Linked DNA regions of Homo sapiens: region 1 is linked to region 2. Evidence: read pairs that join two places in POLR2A ChIA-PET (ENCODE). Cell type or tissue: OCI-LY7. All regions are shown on one strand. Links, peaks and the distances in the headings refer to the core of each region. The heading gives the core; the rest is flanking DNA.

The links. Peaks named below come from ENCODE experiments on the same cell type or tissue, not always from the same donor. Only the 100,000 strongest peaks of a DNase experiment are listed, where the experiment ranks them.
Region 1: POLR2A ChIA-PET joins it to region 2 with 9 read pairs; 1 of 35 experiments calls an interaction of 5 or more read pairs at or near these places.

What each region holds. Positions count from the first base shown.
Region 1 is chr7:42,057,989-42,063,376 of GRCh38, forward strand. The region is part of intron 4 of GLI3 (GLI family zinc finger 3); the gene reads right to left. Among named protein-coding and RNA genes, the nearest start is that of GLI3, 180 kb to the right of the region's middle. In OCI-LY7, for the core only: no CTCF peak of the experiment used is centred there; a DNase peak (open chromatin) is centred at 3,173; H3K4me3 peaks cover 902 bases; H3K27ac peaks cover 1,257 bases.
Region 2 is chr7:43,437,857-43,443,244 of GRCh38, forward strand. HECW1 (HECT, C2 and WW domain containing E3 ubiquitin protein ligase 1) reads left to right here. Exons shown (of 30, transcript NM_015052.5): 9 at 147-289; 10 at 4,673-4,773. Among named protein-coding and RNA genes, the nearest start is that of LUARIS, 82 kb to the right of the region's middle. In OCI-LY7, for the core only: CTCF peaks have their summits at 2,134 (motif pointing left) and 2,347; a DNase peak (open chromatin) is centred at 2,105.

The DNA of each region.
Region 1 (5,388 bases), core at 277-5,276, 1.4 Mb before region 2:
TATACACTTCATCCATGTAACCAAAAACCACTTGTACCCCAAAAGCTATTGAAATAAAAAATATGTAATAAAAAAGCTTTAAAAATAAAAAATATGTGATAAATAAAATGGGAAGTTCATCAGAAAAAAATTAAAATTAACTAAAAAAAGAAGAAAACTGGCACAAAAGAATATAATGTATGATCCCATTTATATAAAGTTCTTTAACAGGCAAAAGTCAACTTCAGTGTTAGGATAGTCAGGATAATGTTGACTTTCAGGTGGGTGGAGAGTATGGAAGAAGGGCTTATGAGGTGTGGGGATGTTCTATTTCTAGAACTGTTAAGTTAGAAGTTTTCACTCCATGATCATTCATCATCATTTACTGAGCTACATGTGTACATTTTGTGCAACTTTCTCTGTATTATTCATCAATAATTTTTTAAAAGGATACATGCCAAATACATCGAGATTTCCCACAGTGGTTTCAACCATTTCAATTAAATTCAGAAAATCAAATTGATACACATTTTTATTTCTCAAAACTTACAAAATATTGATGCTTTAAAGGTAACATAAATAATAACATATCTACTGCTATAAAACAAAAATAGTCTAGCTGACACATTAGTCTAAATTCAAGGTAAGCTATGGAAGGTGGACATCTGTGTATTAACTTTGGAGGGGGCAGGGGCTACCGCTAAGCCAATCAAAGGAGCTTCTTGTGAAGAGAGAAGCCAAACAAATACATGTTAGTCATGTTCTTCCAACAACTGAAACAATGTTATACAAGTATCACTGTACAAGAGCAGTGCAATTGTTTATAGCTAAAATTGATTTCATTCCTTCCAGGAAAGACTGCAAAGAACAATGTGCCAAATTTGTCTCTACTCTGTACTGTAAATATAACTCATTAATAAATTAAAATTTCAAGGTCAAAGAATTAAAAAGAAAGTCCATTCCAGCCACTGTAACATGCAATGCACTGTTATTAAAAAGAGATCTTAATGAACATACTGCTGGTTCAAATAAGTACTTGAGAGCTAAATGACCACATCTCATAGCATGGGACTGCGTTCTATCCCACTAACTTTTGTTTAAAGAGAGCTCAATGTATGTTTCTCACATTTTAGAATTAAGAACAGAAGAGAAAAAGAAGTGGAGAAAAGAGCGTACCTGAACCAAATGGCAGATGACAACTTGTTTTTAAATAACATATGTTTTAAATATTTTAATTCCATGAATACACATTATATATTAAATTATTATTTTAGCAGACTTTTTTGTCCTCCAAATGGAGTCCAAATAGTTCACGCAAAGGTATCCTTGTTTCTGCAATGTCTAATAAATGAAAGACATTTTCTTATCTTCTTCCCCTGATTACTAGAGTTGGTAAGAAGGATAAAACCAGTAACTATTATATAAAATGTTTTATTATATAATGTATGTATTATATAAATATAAAGTGGAATTAATAAGTATAAATGAATATAATATTCATTTATAATTCTTAATTACAAATTATAAATTAATTAATATAATAAAAATAAATATAATTCATTATTAGAAGAACTAATATGCTATGTCCATCTTTACAATGTCCACAGAAGTACCACCTTGATGAGGAAACAGCTGTCGCTGTCAAAAGAGACATTCATATGTCCAGTTGCAATTCTTTTCCTACCACCTAGGTGCCATGTTGAATGGGCGATGGAGAGCTGCTCTCATTGGTTGGATTCTGTGACATCTGATGGGGCTCTGTTTTCTAGACAGTTTCCTAACTGATCTGCATTAAGAAAGCACACAGATGCTGTCCTTTCCTCTCCTCTTCCCCTAAGATAACAAGTGGTTACCTTTGATCAGCCAAGCTTTTTCCCTTGGGTAGTCCCTTTTCCTCCAGTGGAGCAGGCCACGGCAGAGGCCAATCCAGCCAGGCCCAGAGGATCAAAGGAGTCTTTCCTTCTGTCTCACTCTCCTGCTCCCTATACCTGGAAGTGTGCATTCAGTAAGCTGTTCTATACACCAGTTGCAAGGTCTTGGGCTTAGGTTTGCCTGTTGGGTGAACTAGATCCTTAAAAGCCTGCTTTGCTCTCCAGCTACTTAAGCCCAGACAGAGAAGCGGCAGCACTGTACCATTTCCTTTTTAACAGGGAAGTATACAGAAAGCATGTAGCCTGGTGACTGTCACATGGTAAATTCTCAGTAAATGTTGGCCCCTACAACCAACACCTTCATTCCTGCTGCTGCTGCCATTCCTAGAGCTCTGGGTTGGTTAAGGCCAAAGTCACCTGGCTTCCGTTGCCTTGTTGAGTACTGATTTCCCTCAAGGACCTGATAGGGAGTGAGCTGTTTGTGGCCGGGTGAGTTCAGCTATGATGTCACTTCGGCATTACTTAGGCGCACCCATCTCATGTTTTCTCCTAACAGATAGATTAAGCGATTTGATTTACCTTAGTTAAGATGATGGATTTTTTTTCTTCAAAGTAAATTCAAGAGCATAATAATTCTGTAGTTTTAGTTCAGCAACTTCATTGCCATGAAGAAAAAAAATAAAAACTTTTGTCTTTAGAGATAGAGAAAACAAAAATTTTTTAATCAGTTTGATTTCTGTGACTTTCCTCTCTATTTTCCATTAATTCTACCAATCCTATTTTCTGTAATTTGATGAATTACCAATTCCATCTCAAAAACAATACTCAAATAGGCAAAATAATATCCTTTCCAAAAGAAAATACAAGGCAAAATAGAAAAATATTGACACCCAATAGTGTAGAAAGAATGGCTCCTCAAACAACTAAGTCCCTCTATGATGAACTAACTGTGCCTAGAAAACTCCTGGGATAAGTGACATTTGTTTGTATAGGTGTTACATTTTCCAACAATGCAGAAACTTATCCATCATGATTTCCTTTAGCAGAAACTTTTGAGTCTGAGCCATAATACACATCAAGTGTAAGGGAAAATGACTCTAACATACATACAAGAGACTCAGTTAGATCTGTTTACAAACAAACCAGCTCATGTTTGTATCATTTACATGGAAATCTCAACAATTCAAGGTAAACAGCTACTTTAAAAGTCTCAGCAGCACTAAGGCAGAATCTGTTATTCAAGCAAGAACTTTCCCCTCAGAGGACTTCAGGTACTAGGTGGATATAATTAATTGAAAACAGGAAGTTGGGTTCCAACTATTTAATCCTTGCTTAATCTTGGGTCTGGTGGCAGGTGTTATAGAGGATATTTATAACAAAGACAGGAAGCACCTAGAATTCTGAGCCAAGAAGACAGTAAGGCTACCTCAAGAATCAGAATGAATCTTTTATCAACAGTAGTCTCATCTTCTAGCTAGTATAAAGACTTTTTCCATATTAGTATCATCATCATCCTCATCATAATTATTATTACTGTTAACTACTAACTAGTCTGTTTTTTGAGTTATCCCTTGAACCTTGACATCTCACTCCTACTTCCCCTGATTCTTTTAATCACCTTTATTTTAAGTTATATAGAGATGTCCAACAAGGAACTATCATTAGTGATTCAATAACTCTCCTCCAGAATAAAATCTTCAAGGTTTGCTAGGGCCATTGGTCCCATAAAGGTGAAAAAAGTGAGCCCTTTTGAAGTGGCAGGCTCTTTAGATGTAACTGGAAGTAGAGCTTGTAGGACTACTATATGAGACTAAGGCTTTATGTCCTAAGCATACTTCTCAATATTTCAGAACTTTATCCCCTTGGAGGGTGTTAACTTTTCAAAATTAAATTACATATGGAAAAGGAGTATATGTAGTGTACTGTAGAGTGTATGTAGTGATGGGGAACAATTTGTCTATATTATTCAACAGAAAAGCAGCATCAACTTCTACATAAGGGGATACTTTTCTTAGGGGTCTTGTTATCATGGCCTTCGGGAACTTTGCTCAAGACGTAGAGAACAGCATCATGGAGGACTGAAAATGAGTCTGGCTACTTAACAAGGAGCTACAAAGTCTCCTTCTGCAGTTCCTTCTTCAGAGAGAAAGCAAGTCTTCCAGTACCATAAAGGAGGAGAGATTCATCTGATTGGAAATGTCTATGATGTGCAAGAATTACTTGTTCATATTACCCTTGGAAAACCTGTGCACAGGACCATGGTCTTATCAAAAACAGCTTTTTGAGCCTCACTGTTTCATCTGTCAAATGAGAAGCTTTGGAGTAGATGATCTCCATTCTACTCACAAGGTTTAAGGCCCCATTTGTTCCTAAAATCCAGTGCTTTCTATGATTCAAACCATATTCCCCTGTCTGTCATTGCTTAGCTTTGACCATGTTATAAAGTCTGTTGCTTGAATACACTTTTGTTTAAAATTTAGTGACCCATCACTTGAGTATCCTACAAATGAGAACTCTTTTCTTTTTCCTTTCTCGAGAATAGCATCACAATCATTGCAGCAACTTATGTCCTCTCTGGGCCACTGTGGTCTTCAACTTTGATACTACTCCCAGGAGAAACGATAGGGTCTGGCTTTATGCTAACTGGATTTGGATGGTGATTGATTAGAAGAAAGTGGGACCACGTAGCCTTGCAAAAGGTTCAGTACTGAGCCACAAGCTTCAACACTAAAGGAGCTTTTACCAGTGAGTTCACAGCTATTTTTATATTAACAACATTTCTCCCATCCAGGTTTGTGCATTTTATCTTTATTCTTTCAAATCCTGAAATTGCTTGGATAAGAGAGAAGGTTTATATATTATACACACACACAGACACACACACACACACACACACATTTCTAAGAGCAGCCTGAACTTTTAGGAGAAATTGAAGAGGCTTTGTGTCAAGTACAGCTAAATCCAGCCTTTCCATATCAAACCTCTGCTAGAAAATTACTGTGCAGATGATAAGGCAGAAAGATATAATAAAAAGTGACTCTCCTCAATTTACACTGCAATATTGGTATGACTGAATATTTTTCATTCAGGTGCCTGATAAAATCGCTAAACTGTATTGCAGATAAATAAAGGAGGCTTCTGTCAAGAATAAACACCATTAATCATGAAGTCTTACCCTCTCAGAGCCTGTGCTATGCATCTGCACAAATACACCAGCATAACCATCACACAACACATGCTTGCCTCCTTTATAAACTGTTCCAAGCTGAAGAAGTGCTCGTTTTTCATTTTGCAAGGTTTAGGCAGCTATAGCATTTTGAAAACATTCTCTTTACATTTTTAACTTTACATTCTTGCAACTAGGTCCATTATTGTAACATTTAGGAAAATGTGGCTGGGCTCTCAGGGGAAAAAATCTTGACAATGAATCAATTTTTTGACCAAATACATACGTACACACACAAATACATATGACATACTACATATCCTCAACTCTAAGATGTTACTGATCTAAAGGTGCAAAATTGTGTTAGATACC
Region 2 (5,388 bases), core at 173-5,172:
AGGTTCACAACATTTCTGAGACCCTTTATATATAGGTATATTATAGCTAGGATGTTTTACAGTGACAGCATCAAGGCAGATGGACTGGGAATTGACCAGCCCTCCAACCTCTCAGTTAATTGATGTGACATATTCTTTCATTGCAGCAATTCAGTTTTGTGTCCTTGCCCACTGACGTGCTGGAAATTGAGGTGAAGGACAAGTTTGCCAAGAGCCGCCCCATCATCAAGCGCTTCTTGGGAAAGCTGTCGATGCCCGTTCAAAGACTCCTGGAGAGACACGCCATAGGGTAAACCTGTGACTGAGATCTTACTATCACTAGGTTCCCACCAACAGGTCGTGCCCAAAGGTGGCCTGTAGGCTGCAATAGTATAGTCTCACAGAGAGTCAAAATGGTATCATTATATTTCCTTTGTTTTTCCTACTAATTATGTTGCCTGAGCCAACATAAGTGTTTGTTATATTAAACAAACCCATCCCTTTTCACTTGATGTGTAACACTGGTTACTTACCCAAGAGAGTAAAAAATCCTATTAAAAATATTAAACAGTATTAAAAGAAGCCCTCAATGGGGCATTTTTCTGTACAGGTAGAAACTAAAGTTTGTTTTACTATGAAGAATATTATTTCATTCATATGCCAGTCTGGTATGTAAGATTTAATCATATGTGACATTTCCATAACAAGATGGAATACTGGGTAACTACTGTAGAGTTTCTTACTTAGAAGACACTAGTATCTGCAGATGCTAGATAACATGGATAAGAATTTGAAAGCATGATTCTCATGGAATGACAGCAATTAAGATGCTCACAGAATTCAATTGTATATGAGAATGGGTTTCTGTTTTGTCTCTTTTACATTCATGTCCACTCATGGTTCTCATTAAAGTGGACTATGACCAGATAACAGCCCTATGTATAATATGTATTTCTTTAGGTAACAGGGACTACATTTGAAAACACTAAATAAAGCTTTCTATTGATAAACATATACTTATATACAATGTAACCCTTACAAAGATAGCAAAAGAATGAGAAAAAAATATGCAGAATTTCCAAGTGTCTTAATTTAAAGTTCTTTGGATTATCAGAAGGACTTTGGAATCACGGATAATTATCATAAAGACATTTATTATTAATTGGAACCTTATGGTGTGTAGGCAGCAGGGTGCACAGAGACCTGCCACTAACTCTCCAGCCAAAGGGAGCTGAGTTTATGGAGCTGCAGTCACGTGTCACATGCAGTGTTTGCACTTGCCATTCATGGTTGTGAGGATTAAACAGACAAAAAGTGTACATAAAGAACCTAGCACGGCCACTGGCACGTAGTAGGAACACAAAAGAAAATGGTATTCCTTGTGATCTTTTTTATTTCATTTAGTCCTCATAATGCTTCTGTGACAGCATTATCACCATTCCTGCACGAGGAAACAAGGCTTCAAAAGGATCAATAATTATGTAAACCCAAGGCTTGTGGGTGGCAGAGATCCGGCCGGAATTCAGACTCACACCTGTGTCTCTCCAAAGTCCGAGGGCCATCCCCACACAACAGGCTTCTCTCAGGGTTCCTAGGACTGATTCTGTAGTTTATTGTGGGCCATGCTTTTCATTTCTCTCCTTCTCTGCCCTACTGGCTGCTCTCACAGCTGTTAGCACCTCTGCCAGGGGGTGGGCTGGAGAACAAAAACAGGGGCTGTGTGGGATTCTTTCTACCCCAGCACCCAGTGCACTGCCGCCCAGCATGCATTAGATAGATACCAGTTCGTACGTAAGGAACAGAACTTCTCTCTCCAGCTCGCTGCAGCCGCAGAGCCCCTCTGCCCTCCCATGCTGAGTTCTCTCCTAAGTCCAAGCTGCCGGCTCCTATCTTCTTAGCACTGTCCCGCCCTCCAAGCCTCCCACTGTGGAAAGGCACATCCCCAGCTGAAAGCAAGTACCTGAGGTGGAAAAGGGTGTCCCCGACCAAAAGAAGGTTAGCTATGATTTTCCCAGTGTTCTTGCCACCCAGGGAAATGGAGAGCACAGATCGAGTGTGATTGAGCTTACACCTCTCCAAGAGGCAACAACAGCAAGCCATGGAGGCGTTTTTCCTCCCACCCTCTTTGATGGGATGATAGACTGCCCCCTGGTGGCGGCGCAGAGCAGCTCCTCCTCCAAAGCCTTCTGCTTCCACAGCCCCTGGGGGCCACTTCTGCAGTGCTGCCTCCTCCGGAGGTGTCCCACCGTGGTTAGGAGCAGAGTGTTGGGGTGATGGCCATGGAAGCAGTGGCCATGCAGCCTGAGCCATGGCAGAACCCCAGAGTGCACCCACAACAAAAGTGAATCCACTTTGCACCGCAGCTTCCCTCTGCCCTCAGCACATGCTCTCCCCATAAAGCCCCCTGCATCCGTGGTTTCTGAAACGTTTGGCTCCACCTGTACTGGCTGCCTCCCTGCCCTGAGATATTTGCACCTTTCCCCCCTGGGCACACATGCACTCTCATTTCCAATCCTCCTTCGATTCCTTGGCCTGTAAAATCCCAGGCTTCTGTTGGCTGTCTGCCTGTAACTCTAACCATCTCACCTTCGCATTGAAGTGTCACTGGCTGTCTTGAACCATTATTTAGTGGTCCTACCTTATGCCCCCAGCTGGACATAAGCTATTTAAAGGCAGGGGCGATGTATGACATGCTTTGTATCAACTGCAGCACCTTTCACATGGCAGGGGCTCAAAAAATATTTGTTAAGTGGGTGAAAAGCAAAAAAAAGAAAAGCCCTGAAAGTAAATGCAAAGCATAATAAATGTAATTTTTGTGCCACTGTCTGATTGTCTTTAGGCCTCCCCTGATTTCAATTAAGTTTTGGGTTCGGGATGTCTTTGTTATGGTCATAATAGACCTACTTCATAATATTGACCAAAGGCTCTTTCTAAACAGACAAAATACTGAAGCTCATCCTATTTTTTTCTGCACATAATGCTTTACTTAATGGACTTCTGAGGAACTCCAAACACTAAATCATGGCTTATCAAAGAACAATTTTTAAGTCGGGGCTTGTTGGGATATAGGTTGTCTCATAATGCCAGTGTTTTCTAGAAAGAAACATTAAAACACTATCAGCCAGTGATTTATCTTTTTATTTTCATGTCACAAACTAATAAATGGAATAAATACAGAGTCATCTGAGTAACAACTGGTTTGGGGCTATGTGTTTGTTATTACTGGGTACCCTGGGTTTGTTAACTCCTGAATATCCAAAGGTGGTCACTCTTCCTATTTAGGCCCAGGTAAGGGGCAATTTACTCTGCTGAAGCTGCATTGTTAATGAAAATATAATAGCAAAGTTTCAGGTTGATTGCCTCTAGAAAGTTTTCTTTTTATAATTAAGAAATTGCTTTGAGGGGGTGGAGGGGATGGCATGAAAATCCAGGGTGGAGACTTGGGGTCCCTACATGTGGAGCCCTGCAATTGGTGTTAAGTGGAACTCACAAGCCAAAGAATTCAGCCCACGAGTCTTGCTCTGCTCCATCCTGGAGCAGGTGCCATTCTGTAGCGCCCACAGACTCTCCAGTAACCATGACAGCATCCTTTCTTAGACATTACATATATACCACAAGATATGCATCTGCTGGCACTGTCCATCGTTGAGGACATATTTGGAAAATGGCAATCTGCACAGGAAAAGCAGGCCAAGGACATCCGTGTCTTTTTTTATTCTCTCTCTCTCTCTGTTTTAGAACACAGGTTGGCAAACTTTTTTGTACAGGGCCAGGTAGTAAATATTTTAGGCTTTGCAAGGCCCACAGTCCCTGTCTAAATTACTCAACTCTACCAATATAGCATGAAAGTTGCCACAGATAATACGTAAGCTAACAAGCATGGCCGTGCTCCAATAAAACTTTATTTATGGACACTGAAATTTGAATTTCATATAATTTTCACATGCTACAAAATGTTACTCTTCTTTTATTTCTTTTTCCAACAATTTAAAATGTAAAAAGCTCACAACCACACAAAAACAGGTGGTGGGCCACATTTAGCCCACAGGCTGTAATTTGCCTACCCTACCCCTGCTTTAGAATACAGACAGTCCGTTCAACTTAACCATTTTTTGCTTTACAATGAATTCAGCAGAAACCATACATCGAATTTTGAATTTTGAATTTTGATCTTTTCCTTGGCTAGCGATACACAACACGATACTTTCGTGAAGCTGGCAGCAGCAGCAAGCCATAGCTCCCAGTCAGCCATGTGATCACAGGGTAAACAAGTGATACTGTACTCTACAGTAGACTGTATTCAATAAATTACATGAGATATCCAATACTTTATTATAAAATAGTTTTGTTTTTGTGTTACATGATTTTGCATACTTGTAGGCTAATGTAAGTGTTCCAAGCACTTTTAAGGTAGTCTAGGCTAAGCTATGATGTTTGGCAGGCTAAATGTATTAAATGCATTTTTGAATTGCCAGTATTTTCAACTTTTGATGAGTTTATTGGGTCATAATCCATGGTAGTTCAAGGGGCATCTGTATTCGATAAGGACTTCCTTACAGTTTTGTATTGCTGTTGAGCACATCAGGACTTCCCTGGGCTTGCCTGCCTCACCCACTGGTATAGAAAGCACACTGCATGGTCATTAGGAAGAGAGGTATTGACCAGAACTGTGATGGTGCTTATTTCCTTCTAGGGATAGGGTGGTCAGCTACACACTTGGCCGCAGGCTTCCAACAGATCATGTGAGTGGACAGCTGCAATTCCGATTTGAGATCACTTCCTCCATCCACCCAGGTATTTTCAGCATGAACTTCATGTCTTGTCCTAGGCTAGTGTCATAAGTGTGGTTCCTTTTTCTAAAATACAATAACTATGGTTCTCTCCAGATGTATCCTAGGTTTTGTGGTTATCTTCTCCATTTGAGGTCCAGAAGCCAGTGATCTATTCTGGAAGCCAGGTTGCTGTCCCCCTGATAGAGAAGCTCCTCTTCATTCTAGTGACCCAAAGGTACAGAGTAGACAGTGGACTGAAGGTTAACAATGAGGCCAACATGGATAGGGAGTTCTGTCTTATTTATCATCCTACCCCCAGCACCCACATAGGTGTTTAATCATCACATACATGAATGAATGAATGAACGTGAAACATCTTTCTACCTAGTAACTAGATATAGACTAGCCAGTTGCTGAAGAATGTCATGTTGAAGAACTATAATTGTACAATGAATTTTTATAATATCACAGAAAAACAAGAAAAGTATAAATAGGACAGAAAACTCCAGAATCATCCAGTGTTCCATTTAATGCTAAAACAGATTTCAAAATACGAATGATAAGATGCCTCATAATTTTATTTTTGCTCTTCTTCTGCAGCCCCCATACATCTCAATATAGATCATACTGAGAACTG